Regions from separate parts of the Homo sapiens genome. Here region 1 is linked to region 2. Evidence: read pairs that join two places in POLR2A ChIA-PET (ENCODE). Cell type or tissue: PC-9. All regions are shown on one strand. Each heading gives the region's core, and the rest is flanking DNA. Links, peaks and the distances in the headings are about the cores only. Region 1 overlaps GTF2F2 (general transcription factor IIF subunit 2). Region 2 has its middle 17 kb from the start of GTF2F2.

Evidence for each region. Peaks named below come from ENCODE experiments on the same cell type or tissue, not always from the same donor. Only the 100,000 strongest peaks of a DNase experiment are listed, where the experiment ranks them.
Region 1: POLR2A ChIA-PET joins it to region 2 with 12 read pairs; 4 of 35 experiments call an interaction of 5 or more read pairs at or near these places.

What each region holds. Positions count from the first base shown.
Region 1 is chr13:45,249,169-45,252,088 of GRCh38, reverse strand. The region is part of intron 5 of GTF2F2 (general transcription factor IIF subunit 2); the gene reads right to left. Among named protein-coding and RNA genes, the nearest start is that of KCTD4, 50 kb to the right of the region's middle. In PC-9, for the core only: no CTCF peak of the experiment used is centred there; no DNase peak of the experiment used is centred there; H3K27ac peaks cover 386 bases.
Region 2 is chr13:45,101,634-45,104,553 of GRCh38, reverse strand. No RefSeq gene overlaps it. Among named protein-coding and RNA genes, the nearest start is that of GTF2F2, 17 kb to the left of the region's middle. In PC-9, for the core only: no CTCF peak of the experiment used is centred there; no DNase peak of the experiment used is centred there.

The sequences.
Region 1 (2,920 bases), core at 124-2,623, 150 kb before region 2:
TAGCTGACTAGTACATGTATATTTAAGTAGCTATCTTAGGATATTTTGTTTTATATTAAGTATAGCAAGGCTTATAATCATTTACTTATTTAGAAAATTAATTCACTTGGTATATCAGCACAGTAAATTTAAAAAACTGTTTTAAGGAAGGAAAAGTACAGCTTTCTAAGCCAACTATTTTTAATGATGCAAAAGTTATCACTGTACCTTTTAAACTCATCAGCAAGATATCAAAATATAAGATTGCAGTTTTTTAAGAAAATTGCCTAACATATCTAGTTAGATTACAATTGAAGAGTAAGTGTAAAACATAAGCATTTTTGGACAAAAGCTTATGTTTATTATTTATAGATCCTCACTGAGAAACTACTCAAGAATTTATTTCAGTAAGAAGGAAAATGAATCCAATAGGAAGCAGTGAGATGCAATGGTTACAGCAAAAAAATTGAAAACGATGTTAGAAAATTGCCTTTAATTAAAAAAAAAAGGCAGTTTTTTTAAATGGTGAAACTAACATGAAAGATGGGAAGGAAGAGATCAGACTGGATGCATTTTAAGTTTGTTTTCTAAATGTTCTGCAATAAGTATTTACTACTTTTATAACCTGAAGAAGTACACTTTCTTAAAAAGAGAAGAAATACTATAATTCCTTGGATGGTTCATTTGAAAACCACAAAAATGCTGGCTATTAAAAAATAATACAAGTTTAACATTATGTATTATTTTATTTGAATGGGACTTTAAATTCTTTGGTTCAATAAAATAGAAATTAAAAACAATTTCCATTTTAAATTCCTTCAAAAGCAGAATTAAGTATAAAAGGTGTCTGTATAACATTCCTATTATTTAATTCCTTGGATGAAGATAATTCTCTATTTACTTCTGCTTATTTTCAGGTATATACTATCAAATTGCTGAGAAGATATAAGATATTTACCAATTGCCTTTTCAATTTGAAATCTAAAAATGCCATAGGTTTTGTTTTTACCAAGATCCCCAAATTCAGTATACTCATTTCTGTATGGAAATGTAAATATTTAAATTATTCCAGTTACATATAAATCCATGCTTATCCTTTAAATACACAAGATGATTTACTTTATAAAGTACAAAAAGTTCTCTGGAAGTGTCTTTAGAAACTTACTGGATATGTAACCATAAATAATACTTACAATTATACTTTGCTTTTCATGTGCCACACAGAGTTTCTATGAACAAGGATTAAATTTTCTTGCTAAGACTGAGAAATCAACTAGCTAGAGTCTAGAAGGGAGATGTGCAACCCAAGGATGGATTTAGATTAATGATTCTTCGATGGCCTCTTACTATTCTCGGGGTGCAGCACAAGTTCCTTCATAGGACTTTAAGACTCTTTGGGATCTAGTCCCTGCGTATCTCTCCAGTTCTCCTTACCATTCTCCTGTATCTGCCTCTGGCTGCAGCTGTGCCACAGCCAGACTCTGGAAGGAGCCTCTTGCTGTCAATTATCCAGCAAGTGTTTACTGGGTACCCACTTCTGCCAGGCACTGGGTTAGAGGTTGGAGACATAGCAGTAAAGACTTGCTCTAGTGGAAGACAAGCATTTAATACTATAATTAACTGCAGTACTGAAGATGAACAAGGGTGATGGAGGGATGGTAGGACAACTGACTGCATACTGATAAAAAGAAAATATTAATCCCAAGGTGTGCATTTTGAGAGTAAACTGGAGCAGAGCTGCTCATGCTTATAAGAAATAAGGCAGGCTGGGTGTAGTGGCTCACACCTGTAATTTGGGAGGTGGAGGCAGGCAGATTACTTGAGGTCAGGAGTTCAAGACCAGCCTGGGCAACATGGTGAAACCCTGTCTCTATTAACAATACAAAAATGAACTGGGCATGGTAGTGCATACCTGCAATCCCAGCTAGTCAGGAGGCTGAGGCTCGAGAATCGCTTGAACCCAGAAGGTGGAGGATGCAGTGAGCCAACATCGTGTCACTGCACTCCAGCCTGGGTGACAGAGAGAGACTGTCTCAAAAAAAAAAAAAAAAAAAAAAAGAGATAAGGCAAAAAGATTAGGTGGAAATGATTCCTCCAAGGAAAGTTATGTCAAAGCTTCTAAGAGATAAACCTTTAGAGAGAGAAAAAAGATTGAAGACAGATATAGGAATGTTTACAAAGTGTCGGGACAGCTAAATGTGTTAACTTGGTGGGGGATGGGAGTGGGTGGGAAACACAAGTAAGTGTCAGCCTGTTTCTGAACACACCTGTGTCCTAATCTTGGCCCCCCATCCTCCTCTAATGCAATCAGCTCTCAGGGGTTTGGCCTCTCTAAATGGTAATCTGTTATGTTGCCGCTAAATTATCTTCCCTGTTTCAGTCATCTCCACGATTTGATCTTATGAGACATCCAAGGAAGGAGGCATGCACTAGCTCCTTCCTTCCATATTAAATGATTGTTCCCATTACTTCACAATTTGAAAATTCCTCAGGGTTTCAGTTTGTTTAGTGAAGTGCTTCTTTATAAACGGTAGCTTATTCTGGTCACACTCTTACACTTGAATTTATTTGTAGCCACTGCATCCAGACTCAGGTTTATGCAGCATACTTTCCTTTCAATTTTAATTCTACAATTCTAAAAGCCAATTTCATCACTCATACAGTGTCATGCAGTTTTTATCCTCAAAGCATTTAACCTTTTACATAAAGGAAAACACTGATTTTTTTTTTAAAAATAAACTCATTTTAAAAATTTAACTGTTCTATCATACATTTAAAAGGCAACCACAAGGGTTTTAATTAAAAGAGGACAACTTATGATTCAAAACTAAAAAGGTTAATGTATGAACTGAAAATATAACAAAGAACTAAATCTTAAAATACTTTAACTCGCTTTGAATCGTTTAAAATAATTTAGCAGGGTCCTTAACACTAAATAATT
Region 2 (2,920 bases), core at 181-2,680:
TACAGCATCACGCAATTTTGCATAAGAAGACAGGTGCCAGAGAAAATGGGAGAAAACAACTCCCTCAAGATGGGAAACCCACTTAAAATTGGAGTAAGAGAATGAACACATACATTAAACGCCCACTGCTGCTGCCAGCTTGCTACAAATTCCCTCCATAAGGAGTCTAAGATTCCCTGACTTGACTTTCAAAATTGCTCCACAAATCATGGGAGATTTCACAGTATTTTACAAACAGCATGATTCTGACAGCATGTCAGGCATCTACTGTTGTGTCTTTCTAGTATCTCTAAAAACAAACCCATAGGGCATGCTAGAAAAAGTGGCAGAGGAGGTTCAGCTGTAATTATAAAGCCCAAACTTGCTGATATTTGCCACCAGCCAAGGGGCTTGAAACCTTTTTAAATTCCATTAATAGGCTATTAGGCAGAACAAAACAAAATGGGGAGGAGAATAAAAAGAAAATGGCCATCCTGGCCAACATGGTGAAACCCCGTCTCTACTAAAAATACAAAAATTAGCTGGGTGTGGTGGCGCACGCCTGTAGTCCCAGCTACTCAGGAGGCTGAGGCAGAAGAATCACATGAATCCAGGAGGCAGAGGTTGCAGGGAGCTGAGATTGCACCACTGCACTCCAGCCTGAGTGACAGAGCTAGACTCCGTCTCAAAAAAAAAAAAAAAAAAAAAGGAAAGCAAAAAGAAAGAACTGCAATACCATCAGGACTAAACTCCATTACTATTCAGTGGCACCAGGTACCTTGGGCCTTTGGTCTAGTGCCTTCATTTAGCAGCAACAGCTCTTTACAGCTCATTTAGAGCTGTAAAGGAAAAGCCACAGCTGTCATTTTAAAATGGCACTCTTTTCCCTTCAGAGGTTAGATTTTCAAAGTGACTCTTTTCAAAAGCTTAAGGAAAAATTGATTTGTAAGACAAGACACTAGATTTTACAAAATTGCTCCTTTACTGGCCCTTGAAAATAGTGTGACTCTTCTTTATGCATAGGAGAAACAGGGCGCTATTCTGCCAGTAGCATCTCTAGTCTTCTATATTTGCAGAAACGGGTTGAAACAACATGGTTCAGATTATTTGTTGGTAAAGAAATTTTGTTAATTAATTATACCACTGTTTATCTGTACTTTTAAGTCTTAATGAGTGCCCAACACATATTAATATCAAAAACATATCAATAAATATTTGTTAAATTAATAAATAAAATAGTGTTCTGAAAGGCGACAGAAAATATAATTTAGACCCGCAACTGTCAAGGACTCAGCAGTTAGTTATATGACCGGTCACCACCTACCACCTGCTTCTTCAGCAAGCCTGTTTTAATGAAAAAGAAAAAAAGAAAAGCCATTGATTTATATCCTTTAGTTCCAGTTTGACCCCAGGACTGCTCAGTATTATGGTTTTTCAGGAGGCAAGCTCATTAAAAAGCAATGCAGGGTGAGGCAAACACATCACAGTCAAATGGCTATGTGACTGCAAAATCCTCCTGAACCAAACATTCACCTAATGAGCTCGGTTTGTGAGTTTTGAATTATAATGAATAACAGGCAGCGTCTGAAGCCCTAAAAAGCGTGTGTGTGTGTGTGTGTGTGTGTGTGTGTGTGTGTGTATGTAAGCAATGGCTTCTGAAGCACACTTTACAAAAGTATGTGCTTTAAAGAAGCCAGCTGAAGGTTTTATGTTCACTGCATGCTCATTAGTAACTGGTCTCATTTCTGCTGTGTTTACTTCTTCTTCTTCTTTTTTTTTTTAAAGAAATCATAAGGATACAATTAAAATCCCAGTGACTGGTGGTTTCTGCTAGAGAGATAAACAGTACCTGACCCCATGTGATCTGTTGCATGAATAGATCAGGATTTCATCTTCAGGCAACTTGATTTTGGATGGTTGCTAAGGAGACTATTGGTATCTCTGTGTCCTAGGTGCCCCATTGCTTGGAGAGAATTACAGCAGATTTTGCCTGTTATTTACCCAGAGAGAAAATCTGAAAACTCATTAAGACAGTGAACACTTTAAGATTTTGCTGGTCTTTTTAATGTTTTGAGTGTTTCTGGCTTTGGAGTGTAACTGGTGAACATGTTGGCATCTAAATGCGTATGCTTTCAGAAATGACAATGCAGCTTTGTTATAGAAAAGAGGCGTAAGTAGTCAGCGTCTGGGTATCAAATTCTGTGACCCAGCTCGTGGCACAGGCCTGTATTTGTTTCTTTGTTTTCTTTTGTCAGAGTCAGGAGATCAGGATTAAATCCCAGCTTTTTTTTGTTTTTCTTTTCTTTTCTTTCTTTTTTTTTTTTGAGACAGAGTCTCACTCTGTTGCCCAGGCTGGAATGCAGTGGGGCATTCTCAGCTCACCGCAACCTCCGCCTCCTGGGTTCAAGCAATTCTCTTGCCTCAGCCTCCTGAGTAGCTGGGATTATAGGCATGCACCACCACACGCAGCTGATTTTTGTATTTTTGGTAGAGATGGGATTTCACCATGTTGGCTGGACTGGTCTTGAACTCCTGGCCTCAAGTGATCCACCCACCTCAGCCTACCAAAGAGCTGAGATTACAGGCGCGAGCCACCGCACAGGGCCCCAGCTTTTTTTCTAATAAGCTATATGGCCCTGGGCAAATATCCTCTTGACACTCAGTTTTCTTATCCTAAAAGCAGAAAAATAGTTAATGCCTGACAGTGTTGTTTGTGAGGATTAAAGATGATAGTGAGAACATGTCAAAAGCTACTCATAAATTACAAACAGCTGTCAGTTACTGTCCTAAGTGTGGTTCCCCTAGGGCACAGACTTTCAGGAAGTTACCCTCCAACATGTATATTAAGGAGTCCTAGGATCAGTGATCCTGGAAGGAAAAAGAAGGAAGCAGGATAAGTAGAGGGAGAAATCGAAAGGTGAATAAATGCAGGCCCAACAAC